3 separate regions of the Mus musculus genome follow, and regions 2 and 3 are each linked to region 1. The links are chromatin loops, found by intact Hi-C in ENCODE. Cell type or tissue: heart. All regions are shown on one strand. Region 1 overlaps Samd4 (sterile alpha motif domain containing 4). Region 2 overlaps Samd4 (sterile alpha motif domain containing 4). Region 3 overlaps Samd4 (sterile alpha motif domain containing 4).

Evidence for each region. A loop is a pair of places that touch in the nucleus more often than their neighbours do. Peaks named below come from ENCODE experiments on the same cell type or tissue, not always from the same donor. Only the 100,000 strongest peaks of a DNase experiment are listed, where the experiment ranks them.
Region 2: a loop joins it to region 1, with 2.2 times the contacts of the local background. A loop is called at or near these places in 2 of 42 quality-filtered maps.
Region 3: it touches region 1 in a loop (5-fold over the local background); 13 of 42 quality-filtered maps call a loop at or near these places.

The regions. Positions count from the first base shown.
Region 1 is chr14:46,998,854-47,002,853 of GRCm38, forward strand. All of the region lies in intron 2 of Samd4 (sterile alpha motif domain containing 4), which reads left to right. It overlaps Gm52121 (a long non-coding RNA gene), which reads right to left. Exons shown (of 3, transcript XR_003951145.1): 2 at 3,682-3,904; 3 at 2,750-2,888. Among named protein-coding and RNA genes, the nearest start is that of Gm52121, 7.3 kb to the right of the region's middle. In heart, a CTCF peak has its summit at 1,720; DNase peaks (open chromatin) are centred at 618, 1,068, 1,428, 2,128 and 1 weaker place; H3K27ac peaks cover 527 bases.
Region 2 is chr14:46,945,189-46,949,188 of GRCm38, forward strand. The region is part of intron 2 of Samd4 (sterile alpha motif domain containing 4); the gene reads left to right. It overlaps Gm52120 (a long non-coding RNA gene), which reads left to right. Exons shown (of 2, transcript XR_003951144.1): 1 at 1-2,676; 2 at 2,708-4,000. Among named protein-coding and RNA genes, the nearest start is that of Gm52120, 2.8 kb to the left of the region's middle. In heart, no CTCF peak of the experiment used is centred here; no DNase peak of the experiment used is centred here; H3K27ac peaks cover 354 bases.
Region 3 is chr14:47,085,812-47,089,811 of GRCm38, forward strand. It overlaps Samd4 (sterile alpha motif domain containing 4), which reads left to right. Exons shown (of 13, transcript NM_001037221.2): 10 at 1,948-2,149; 11 at 3,233-3,359. Among named protein-coding and RNA genes, the nearest start is that of Gm10371, 28 kb to the right of the region's middle. In heart, CTCF peaks have their summits at 1,053 (motif pointing left) and 1,678 (motif pointing left); DNase peaks (open chromatin) are centred at 1,130, 1,630, 2,070 and 3,366; H3K4me3 peaks cover 854 bases; H3K27ac peaks cover 3,933 bases.

The DNA.
Region 1 (4,000 bases):
ACTCTTAGGCAAGAATTCTTTAGTAGAGACATTCGCATCCAGTAAAGGAGATCCCTTCCAATTCTATATTCCCATGATTTAAGACAGAGTTTGCAACCCCTAGAGGCCACATATAGAGAAAAGTGATAGCTATGTCAGATGAACCTTCTATGGGAAAGAGCTGGGATGTCAGTATGAGGAGTCGAATCTACTACTGTCTCCAGGCTTAGCCTGAACTCACAGGCTGATTACTTAGAAGTGTAGACGGAGATTCTGCACAGGACTGAGGAGGTCTGTCCAGGGCGTGGCAGTTTCCTTGGACTGTAGCATCCTGGGCAGGATGCTGAGTCCGGTGTCCTTAGCACCGTCCTTCGTGTGTGTGTGTGTGTGTGTGTGTGTGTGTGTGTGTGTGTGTGTGTGTGTGTGTGTCTGCTGGGAAGAGAGCACTTTCCAGCTTTCCAGGGAGGTCCATCCCTAACCTGATTTCTTCCCAGGCTGTAAGAAGTCTAAGGGTGAATGGGGACACGTGGATGCAGGACCCCTTTGGGGATTTCAGGATGACTTGTCAGCCTAGGTGGGGATGCCCTGGGCTCTCTCCAAATTGGTTTCATCCTGCTACTGTTGCAGGGAGGAGAAAGGGAGGGTTCTTATCATTAGTTGAGAAGGTCCTGCCAGAGAATTCCAGTATTCTGGAGTAAGTTTAATTGAGAGTGATTTCATGCTGTCCTTTTTCATGTCGAAGCCAGGGGCTTGCATCATATGATGCAAGTGAATTCGGGGAGGTTTTTATTTGCATGTGAATCATAGCTTTTCCAGCTGAATGTCACTTACTTGGAATTTTCGTCTGATTTTGTTTTTGTTTTTGTCTCTTGGTGTTTTTCCATCAGGCTCTTGGCTAACCAGAAGAAGAAGGGAAAAAAAAAAAACCCGTAGGGAGGGCTCAGTCTGCCTGGAGCAGGGTTTGAGTTGGCAACTCCAAGGGGGAGTATTATGAATGTGAAAATAAGAAAACGGATGCTTTATTTTGCTTTGAGGGAGGAACCAAAGCCAAGTCAAATCGAGAGCTCTAATTTGGGAATAGTGTTATTACAGGTCATTGGGAGTTGGGTACACGCTAAATTGGGAGGCCAGTCACATGAGGAGGCAGCAAAAGCTGTCACATGGGGGACAGCCGAGGCTCATTTACAATGAAGTTTTATTTTATTTACTACGTGGTTGAATGAAATCTATGGCAGATTTGGAAACCTAATCACCCCAGTTGTTGTTGATCTCTCTAGCTCCTGGCCAATAAGTTGTTTATACCCAAGCCAGAGCTTCCCGTGTGTGTGTGTGTGTGTGTGTGTGTGTGTGTGTGTGTGTGTGTGTGTGTGCTTTCCGGGGGTTTTATTTAGGACCTGGGATGTGTTCCTTGATGAGTTGAGCAGGCCATGTGCTAAAGGTTATATGTCTGCTCCCCGCGTTCCTGTCTGATTCCAAGTGGCTTGCTTCCTTTCTCTCTGAAGTCCCTTACACGTACGTCAGGGTCAACGTACCTGGATAATCTCTCTCTCTCTCTCTCTCTCTCTCTCTCTCTCTCTCTCTCTCTCATACGCACACACTCACACATACAGACACACACACACACACATACACACACACACACACACACACACACACACACACACACACACACGGGGATGGACAGACAGAGGGCGCACCCACACCACCTTTCAGTTTCATTTCTGTTTCCTCAGCACTAATGCTGCAAATGCCAGATTGAATTTAAAAAAAAAAAAAAAAAGATAAATCCTGTCCCTGCTGTGGACAGTTATGTTATGAGCAAAGCTCTCTTCCTACTTCCTCCTCCCGATTTTTTATGTTGTTGGCATCCAGGGTAGGACTAGGGTTGTGTGAACTAAATTGGTGATTCTTCTTGAATCCAAGTTGCATTTCCAGATGTCTTAATCTGGGCTCAGTTATTGGCATTTGAGATAAGATGTAAACAGCTCTAGACTATCTAGAGCCAGCAAATTGATATCCAGCGCAAACATGTTGTGGGTCACGGTCCTAAATGGAGTGCCTTACTAAGAGTGTGACAGTCTGCTGGTGCCACCGAAGCGTGTGGGCCAGCAATACTTGTGATGCCCGTTAGGAATAGAAGGCGTGTGGAAACTTTCTATAATAACAGCCTGGCCCTCCAGACTGGCCTGGACAAGTGATCAGGGACTCTGGCCGCATCTGAAGCCGTAGTGGGGTATAGGTGTATGACCTTAGGCAACTTGCACGGTTCCTTGGTTTCCCAAGTGGATTTGGAATAGAGAAGATAAGCTCAGGAGGTGTTTGAGAAGTGAAATGTTATCAGGTAAGCAGAGAGCATGTAGAAGTTTTCTGAGAGTGCATACCACCGTCACCCATGTGCTGGAGCAAGCCTGGATGGCTCTCCCCTTCTTAGCATTGCTCCCTATGGCTGAGGCCTCTGACATCACAATACTCAGGTGGCCACTCAATAATGACGGGCTATCCCCACCAGACACCAGAGGAGGGGAGAAAAAGGAGGAGGACGAAGTGGAGAGGGAGGAGATGGAGCAATCCCTTAAGTGATCATTCCATCCACGCACACAGCTTTCACCTAACATCTGGTTCAAGTGTAATGTTTTCAGCTCCGTATAACCTGTACAGCGTCTGTGCCCTCCCCTTCAAACGCAGCGCAGTATTATGATCCTCTAATCAAGAGAACTGTGCTCCCCTCGCCACATGTCTCGTGGTTCACCGGCAGACCAGTGAGTTAATACGTCTTCACCAGACAGCTCTCCGGAGCAGCTGTTTAGAGGTAATGTTCTGGCCGCCCTGGCTTCCTCCAGACCCATCCCAGCCCTCCTCCTGGGGCTGGAGCTGTATCGGGACTATGTAGATGCTCTGAGGGTGGGAGTCTGGGTAAAAAAGAAAAAGAAAAAGAAATTGACAGCACTGACATTTTTTGCTTCATGGTGTCTGTGGCCACCCCGGGCTGGGTCACACCTTATTGTACTGTGCACTAAAATCCAAATAAACAGACTCATCCCTCTTCCATCCATCCTTAAAAGGACTTTGTACCTCTCTTCTCTGGACAGATGGTGATGAATAGAAAACCAGGGAGGCCGGCCCTGCCTTAGAAATATTGTGACATTTCGATGGCTTGTTTATTGTTTTAAACTCCACGAGAGAGAGAGAGAGAGAGAGAGAGAGAGAGAGAGAGAGAGAGAGAGAGAGAGAGAGAGAGAAAGGTCCACGCCACTCTTGAAGCAATTCTTCCTAATTCACCCTTTCTCGCCTGGCTTCATACTAGCTTCCCCTGGGGATTATAATGTGAGAACATGGAGACTAAGATTCTCAATTCTCTTGGTCCCTCCTGTCAGTGGTTCTCAAACATAATTAAGCCCACATCTCAGTCATCTGGAAAGCTGGTCAAACACAGGCTCATGAGTTCCCAGACACAGGGCCTCCTGCCCTGAAGCAGCTCTTAGACCTTTTGGGCCAGTCCTTCTCCCAAGCGCATACAGCTCAGTGGGGATTCGAGCCCAGATGATACTGTGCTGTGCTTTGTGAACCATCTTCCTCTGTCCCACCCCACCTCCCACCAAGTAGCTCTTGGAAATGGATGCCTCCAGAGGGTGTCCCTAGAGCACAGCTTGGGCACTTAAAACTAGGGTCCTGAATGCCGTCCCCCTGGTGACTCAACCTCACCTGTGTTTCTGTATGAGGAACGGGGGCAGTACTGATCCATGGTCCGTGGTACAGCGATCTGTTGCGTGTCTCTCTGACTTAGGGGGAGCTGGTATCGAGCTGCTGGGAGCACGTTTGCAGGGAAAGGCTGGTTCTGTCTTCTTCTGGTCCCCATTTGTCATTGAAGCTCCAGCTTGGTTTCTTCTGTTGACCCTGAGCTTTACTGTCTGAGGGGGAGGGGTATCTGAGGAGAAAGAATAGACTCTTGTCAGTCAGCTGTCACAGAACATGTTATGCGTATCTCTCAACCCATGCCGTTAACCAAGACTGTATGGTCAGC
Region 2 (4,000 bases), 54 kb before region 1:
AAACAAAACGGAAGGCAAGGGCCAACCCTTGAGGTTGCGTCTGATTTCCACATGCTCAGACTCACACACAGTCTACAGCATGGCAGCCATCATCTGCTTTCTGCCTCCATGAATCTGGCTGCTCTTGGTCCCTTAAAGTAAAGTCAATAACATTGCTTCTTTCGTGTCTTATTTCATTTCACATGGGAATCGTTCATGTTGTACCATGTATAAGAAGGCTTATAGGGCTTAGGACTAAGTAATATTCCATTGTAGATATATATGATACTACATTTTCTTTGCCTTATTACCCACCTGTGGACACTCAGGTTGCTCTCATCGTAAATAATGCTGCTCTGAGCATGGGTGTATAACTGTCTCCTTCAGGTCCTGTTTCCAAGTCTGTTTGTTAAATACCGATAGGTGGGATTGCCGGATCATAGATCTGGTCTTTAAGTCAGATCTTCCCATTACTGAGTCGATCAGTGATCATTTTCTAAATTGCAAACTGCCTAAATATGACTGTACTTGGGTATGCGTCGAAACAGCATTTCTAAATTTGTCCATGTTTAAAGGCTTGAGTTAACTTCTTTTCGTTACATACCCTCCTCATTATTAATATTGTCTCATCAGCATCTTGACTTTTGAGTAGAGCTGTCCCTCCTAGTTTTGGGCCTGAGATTGTACCTTTTAACTCTTCATATCAAGAAACTTACTAGATCACACCTCAGTAACTTTTGCGTACTTTTAATCCAAAAGCTCCTTGTGCTGTGTGCTGTTTTCTTATCTCCGCTCTCAGCAGTTGCTATTCTTTATCCAGGGCTTCAGTACCCCTGCAAGTCTGTATAGTGTTGGAACTGTGCCACTGAACTGTATGGCCGACAGCCCTGTCCCTTTCAGCTTAAACTGTTCTAGGGTGTCCTGAGCCCGAGTCCCTAGTGCAGTTGAGCGTGCCTTGCCTCCTTAGCACGCAAAGAAAACCCGAATCATTTTAAGTAATGATTCTAGTGGGGACATAAGCGGCCCCTAATAAACAAGCTATTTACTGCCAGACACAGAAAGAAATGCCACGGGCAATATGTTAGTGGCTTGCGCATATTCTTTTTGCTTTTGGAAAACTCTCAGCTTGGCCATCTGTTTACTCTTTCTTGTTTGAGCAGGCAGTGTGTGTATGTTTGTGCACTCACAATAAAAATCAGGCAGCAATTAATGGGTCTTCCCCAGCCCTTGCCCTTCACCCAGAGAGCCCCTTCTGGGGTAGCTGCTTTTTCTTACTTTTCTTACCTTCCCACTGTTTCTTCTATCTCTTTGCTTACTCATACACAATATACATATTTGTGTTCTCTAGATAAACAAAAGAAAGAAAAGCAAAGTTACAAGAGGTTAAACTTGACATGTCAGGTTTGGTTTTTTCTTCTTCTAAACTGCCTGTCTTGGAGAATAGCCCATGTACTACCTGAGGTCATAGAATTCTGTGAAAAAAATGTGTATTGGAAGGTGGTTTTACATAGAGAGCAAGAGCGTGGGATCTGATCTTCCAGGTTACCACTTGCAAATACCTCTATGCTCTTTATGCCTTAGTGCTTTTTCATGTAAAATAAGGTATGTGTTTACCTCCCAGAAGTTGTAGTGAGGCATGTGGAAAATGTCTAACGAATTTTCAGTCCTGTTTAAGGAGGTTCTGTTAATGGGCATTTAGGTAATGGCTAGAATTTTGCAATTCAGCAATAAATAATGCTGATATATAATTTCACACATGTACATGTTTATACTTAGAATTAATTTTTGTGGTAAAAATTCTGGCTTAAATGAGAATATATATATATATATATATATATGCATTTAGGTTTTGATAGATCTTGCAATTTGTCTGTTCAAAGAGGTTATACCAATCCATAGTTTCAGGCCATCTTAGGGTCTTTATTGCTGTAAAGAAACACCATGACCACAGGAACTCTTATAAAAGAGAGCATTTAATTGAGGCTGTCTTACCGTTTCAGCGGTCTAGTCCTTTATTGTCATGGTGGGAAACATGGCAGAGAGACATTGGTACTAGAGAAGGAGCTGAGAGTTCAACATCTGGATCTGCAGGCAGCAGAAGGAGACAGGAGACACACTGGGTGTAGCTTGAGCATAGGAGACCTCAAAGCCTGTCCCCACAATGATGCACTTCCTCCAACAAGCCACACCTCCCAATAGTGCAACTCCCTATGGGGCACGAATTCAAACACATGCGTCTATGGGGGGGGGCATGCCTATTCAAACCACCACAAGCCATAGTGTGTAATTCTGAATATATGGGTAGAGTTATGTGAATACTTTAGCTTGGGTGGTCATGGAAGCCTGCTCTGTGGATGTAACATGGACATTAAATCCCAGATCATAATAGAGAACTAACTACATAAGCTCTGGGAACACAAAAAGCTGGGGTTGACCCTTATGTACTCAAAGATTAGAAAGTAGGCCAGTAGCTAGTGTTGTAAAACACATCTATAAGCCCAGCATTGAGGAGCTGAGTCAGAAAAGTCACTGAAACTTTGAGGCCAGCCTGGGCTATGTAGAGAGGTCATATTGGGAGAGGAAGGAAGAAAACAAAGTAAGACGGAAGGAAAAGCAAAAAGGAAAGGAAAGGCCAGTGCAGGCACAGGTGGGCAATGAGGAGGCAGGTGCAGGCACAGGTGGGCAATGAGGAGGCAGGTGCAGGCACAGGTGGGCAATGAGGAGGCAGGTGCTAGGCTGTGGTTAAGATGAGAAGGCGAGGTTTGTACAGACTCTACACGAGATTGTGTTTTAAGTACAATAGAAATCAGTAGAAGTCTGTTTGTATGGTTGCTTTTATTTATTTATTTTTTTGAGACAGGGTCTCTCTTGGAGTCTGGGCGGGTCTTGAACACATTATGTAGCTGATGAAGACCTGCCTCTGCCTCCAAGTGATAAGATTAGGGGCATGGGGCACTATGTTTAGTCCCATTGGAGGATATAAGGTGTTTTTTTTTTTTTAATTACCTCTCATCGTAGACAATAGATAGTTGGAGGCAAGAAGAGGCGGCAAGGAGATGAGTTGGGAGTTACTTACTGACCAACCATTTCCAGAGGAACTGGAGTTGGAGGGGTGGAGCCTGCTCACTTGACTGGTGGCTTGAGTACAGAGGGCTGGGGAAGGGCAGTGAGACAGCAGAGAGAGAACCCAAGGACTATGCTGCTCTCTTGGCTCTGCTATTACTAGAGGTGTGACCTTGGACAATAGTCTTTCTTATTAGTTCCTTAATGTTCTTTTATTGTAAAATGAAGAGTCATTCCCTTGTCGTGGTATGAGTAAAAGGTGGCGTATATGTATACACATACATATATATGTGTGCATATATGTGTGTGTGTGTGTCTATATTTATGTATGTATATATGTGTGCGTATCTCTATATGCTATATGTATGTGTATGTGCTACATAAAGTCAGCTGGTGTCATGCATTAAGCTGGGGAAGGCTGGAGATACAGGGTGAGCCCATTCCTATCTGCTTTACTATTCTGTCCTTAGTTTACGCAGCAGTACTTGCATGTAGTAGCCATTAAGTACTATTGAATGAAATGATTGAATGAGCAGAAACTAGACCCATGAGAAGCAGAATGGGATTGGACAAATGTCAAGAGAGACATTACACGATGCTATACATCCAAATTGATAGTAGAAAGCTTGTGCTATTTATAATGAAGACTAAAACTTCAAAAGAATTAAAAAAAAAGATACTGACACAGTACCACGAGCAGTGGTGTCAGCAGAACTTTCGAGTGAAGTTTTTCCTTTAAGGCTTCGGGTCCCCAAGACTAAAAAGCAAGGTTTGACCCCTGAAGCTCTTCTGTGTTCCCCAGGCAGCTCCCTGACATGGTTTGGACCCTGGGGCTTGTCATTCAAGAACATTTGTAGAGAGAAAGGAATCCCATTTCTTAGTAGCTCATAAATGGGTTTATAATTAAATGTAGAGTGAAGAAGGCATACCGCAATCTTACGAATTAAATAATTCAAAT
Region 3 (4,000 bases), 87 kb after region 1:
CACCATCAGGAAGAAGAAGGCCTCTCAAAATTCTGCCTCCGCTATACTGTAACCACCACCACCACCACCACCACCACCACCACCACCTCCCAGACCCCGGAATACTCTGGGCTTTACTCCTTCTCCCAAACAGCTGAGTCCTAACTCTTGGGAATGTCAGGGTTCTCCTTTTCTTCACCGACTGCCCTAACAGAGCCTTCTGGCCTTGATGTGGCTAGAAAATACAGTCTTGATCCAGGTCTGATTTTCTTGAGTAGTCCCAGCACTTGGGTGGTTGAGGCGGGAAGGCAGTTTGAGGCTAGCTTGTGTTACATAGTTAGACCCTGTCTCAAAAAAAAATTTTTTTACAAGCTACAGTGTTGCTTTCGTGGAAGAACAGATCATTTTAAGGCAACACTCATCCACTACTGTTTTGCATATAGAAATAGCCTTCTAAAAATCCAGCCAAAGAGGGAAGTGAGAAAAATCTATTCACACCAAGTAAGGGGTGGGGGGAGTCTTAGCAGATACTGATCATCTATCTGCCAGGTGGCCCAAATTCTGACTTCAGAAGCCAGAGGACCTGTTCTTAACAGCTGAAAGCGGAAATCCCCCCCCATTCCCCCCCCACACTTGCTGCCACTTTTACAAGTTACCTCCCTGGGGTCTCTGATTGCATGGAATGGCCTCACGCTAATTTTCAGTTTTCAATGAGGAAAGGGAAGATAAGATAAACAGAGAGACCAAGAACCCAAGAGAAGAACCTCTTCTTCTGAATGGGTTCTACAACACCCTTCTTGGCCTCAAAAGCCTGGAACCTTCTCTCCCTAAGACATTTAGGAACTCGGGAACTTTTGCATTGCCACCTCAGACGCCACCTCCCCTCCCCCCGCCCCGCACTCACACACAACCATCTCTGGCGCAGGAAGTACCTGCTGTGAATGGCCCCCTGGACCTCCACTGGCTAAGCTAAATCAGCTCATCTGCAGGGTCTTCTGGTAAGCTTGGCGAAAACTCCCCAGTTTAGCAACCAAGCGACTCTGCTCCATCTAGTGGCCGTTGCCCGCCACGCAGACCTCCTTCACCCTCCTGAATAACTAAAGCTGCCTGACTCCCTTGGAAAGAATGTGTCCGGTTCCAGAAGCCCGGGGCTGGTGGAGGCTTCTCCGCTGAGCTCATCCGACCCCGCTGGGAGCAGCCTCCTGCGTGGACCCGAAAAGCGGAGCCTTGCCAGCCCTGGTGAGGGCCGCCCTGCAGGAAAGACCTGGGGAACGAAGAGACTGGACTATCCTAGGTGTGTATGGAGTCATCCACACACCGCAGTGACCTCCCAGTTGGAGAAATATCAAACAGCATTTACTCTGCAAAATTCTGACTCCGTGCCTCGGGCCTGGGACATAAGGGGCTGAAGAAGACACATACAGTCCTTTCTAACAGAGCTTATATTTCAATCGGGTCCTCCATCTAAGACTGCTTACAGACAACCTGATCAGCAATGAACCACGCCATCATGGAAGGCGCACCAGAACGGAATCAGATCCAGATACTGACCCTACTATTTTGCTTTGTGGCTTCTTGAAAGGCACCATGGCCTCATGCACAGACCCACAGGTTGGACTAGACAAGAATAGAAGGCAGGGGACTCTTTGAGCTCCCCTTTTGGGTTCATATTTGAGTGCTGCCCCCTGCTGGTTGTGTGTCGATAGCAAAATCCTCAAGCTTTCTGAGTTTTTCTAGCAGTGAAGATTAGGAAGCCTACTTCATAGGGCTGTCTTGTGGGTTAAGAGTAGTGTGCATGCGCCAACATTTAGCATGTGCTGTTGCTTTTAGATACTAGGTACAGTTTGATTCATAGCCTATTATTGGCACCCCCAAACCTCTTGTCAGTCCCCAAGAGACCCCACTGGCAGCCTGGGCTATGTAGGGCTGGAGCCAGAACCTCTGGATCTCTTCTCTTTGCTCTCACAGTCGTGGCTTTGGGCAGTCCAACTCCCTCCCAACAGCCAGCTCTGTGGGCAGCGGCATGGGCAGACGGAACCCACGACAGTACCAGATCGCATCTCGGAATGTCCCTTCCGCCCGCCTTGGTCTCCTGGGCACCAGTGGATTTGTCAGCTCCAACCAGCGCCACACCGCTGCCAACCCCACCATCATGAAACAAGGAAGACAGGTTTGTTCTGCTCTGGGGAGCAGGGAGGTTGACCAAGCTCAGGGACTGAGGCTTTAAGATGTCTCCAACCCAGACAGTCTCCTGCATGGAAAGATAAGACCCCAGGGGAATCTAAACCAGGAGATAGCTGAGCCTATGCTTGTCAGGTAATCACTGTTTGCGTTGTTTCCCTGGAGACGGAAAAACTCATGTCTGCTGCTTGGGAAAGCTAGTGCTACATTTATCTCTGGGACCCTTGTAGACAGGCATGCAAGGGCTACTTCTGCTTGATCTTTGCCCCCCCCCCAACATACCCCATCACCTTCCAGGTCTGGGTGGGCATTTAATAAGCTTCCTTTGACTTTTTCCTCACAGTCCCGGCTGCAATGGTGAGTCCACAGGATTGTTTGGGAGGCTGTCCCTTGCTGTGAGATTGACAGTGACCTCTCTGCCCCCCTGAGCCCAACCTTGCCTTTCCCTAAATGTTCATTCCCTCAGCCCCCTGAGGCAATAGAGGTTGGCCTGGGCCTGGGAACATACAAGCAGGCCTGATGAGAGGTTGTCTTTAAAACAGAAAGGCTTCACCAGGAGGAGGCTGGTGGCAGTCCCTCCCAATGGGAAGGGCATGTCTGAGAAGCCCTGATATCAGTTCTAGGCAAGGTCACTACAGGACACACGAGCTGCATGATATACAGGCCTGTTGCCAGTACTGACTCTTTCTTTTCTCCTCAGTGTGGAGTAAATTTGGGGACTCTCAAAAAGAAATTCAAATAAGAGCCTTAAACTCATTATACTGTTTGCTACAAGTATTTCTAAGACAACCCCCCCACACACACACACACATACTCCCTTTAAGAAATATATGGAGTAAAAACACTTTTGGAGATGGGGAGAGGGGAAGGTGGCTCAAACTTAAAGCGAGGCCTGTGAATGAGCCTCAAATGGGACAGTCTCAGCCATCTCTCAGTAAGTCCATGGCGGGTAGCATGGGCCTTTCCAAAACTGTCCTGGGATACCTGTCTCCCGAGTTCCAGCTGGGGCTCTGCCTCCCCACATCCCCACAGGGTCTGGACTAATGCCCCCCTCTTGTATGTCCCTCCCTAGAACCTCTGGTTTGCCAACCCTGGGGGCAGCAACAGCATGCCCAGCCGCACCCACAGCTCCGTCCAGAAGACCCGCTCGCTGCCCGTGCATACTTCCCCACAAAACATGCTGATGTTCCAGCAACCAGGTAGGGCCTGGCTAACTCGCTCCCTTCTCTCTCTCTCTCTCTCTCTCTCTCTCTCTCTCTCTCTCTCTCTCTCTCTCTCCCTTGACGCAGAATGGAGGCTGGGATGCCAGAATAGACGCCCTGGTGACCCAGCCGGAAAGTGCTGAGCCTCAACTGTCACCACACATTCTTTAGAGCTGCCGAAAGCCTTTCCTTTTTTAAACCATGCCTTGCCAGTGTGAGCAGAGGCTGCCTAGCAGGGAGCCAGAGCCTGAAGTCCCAGCACTGGTTGCAATATAACAGGGATATTTCTGATACTTGTCAGATATCTGGATTCCTAGATTGATTAAACCAGCGATAGCTCTCCCTGGAAGAGATCCCTGTGGAAAGGTGGGGGGGGGGGGGATGTGTGCAAAGAGAGGATAAGACAACAAAAGAGAAAAACTTGAATGTTGGTGTCACTGTGGAATGGCATTGGAAAACAGAGCCATGGTTTCTTGATTCAGGAGTAACTTGACGGAGTGGACTCAAGGCCAGATGGGGAGACGTGGTCTCAGTCACCATGCCTCCTAAAACAAGCTACCTGAATCTCAAACAGCAAACAGATCCTTGAAGCCTTTCTCTGCACAGGCACTAACACTAGATTCCAGACTTGCACAATA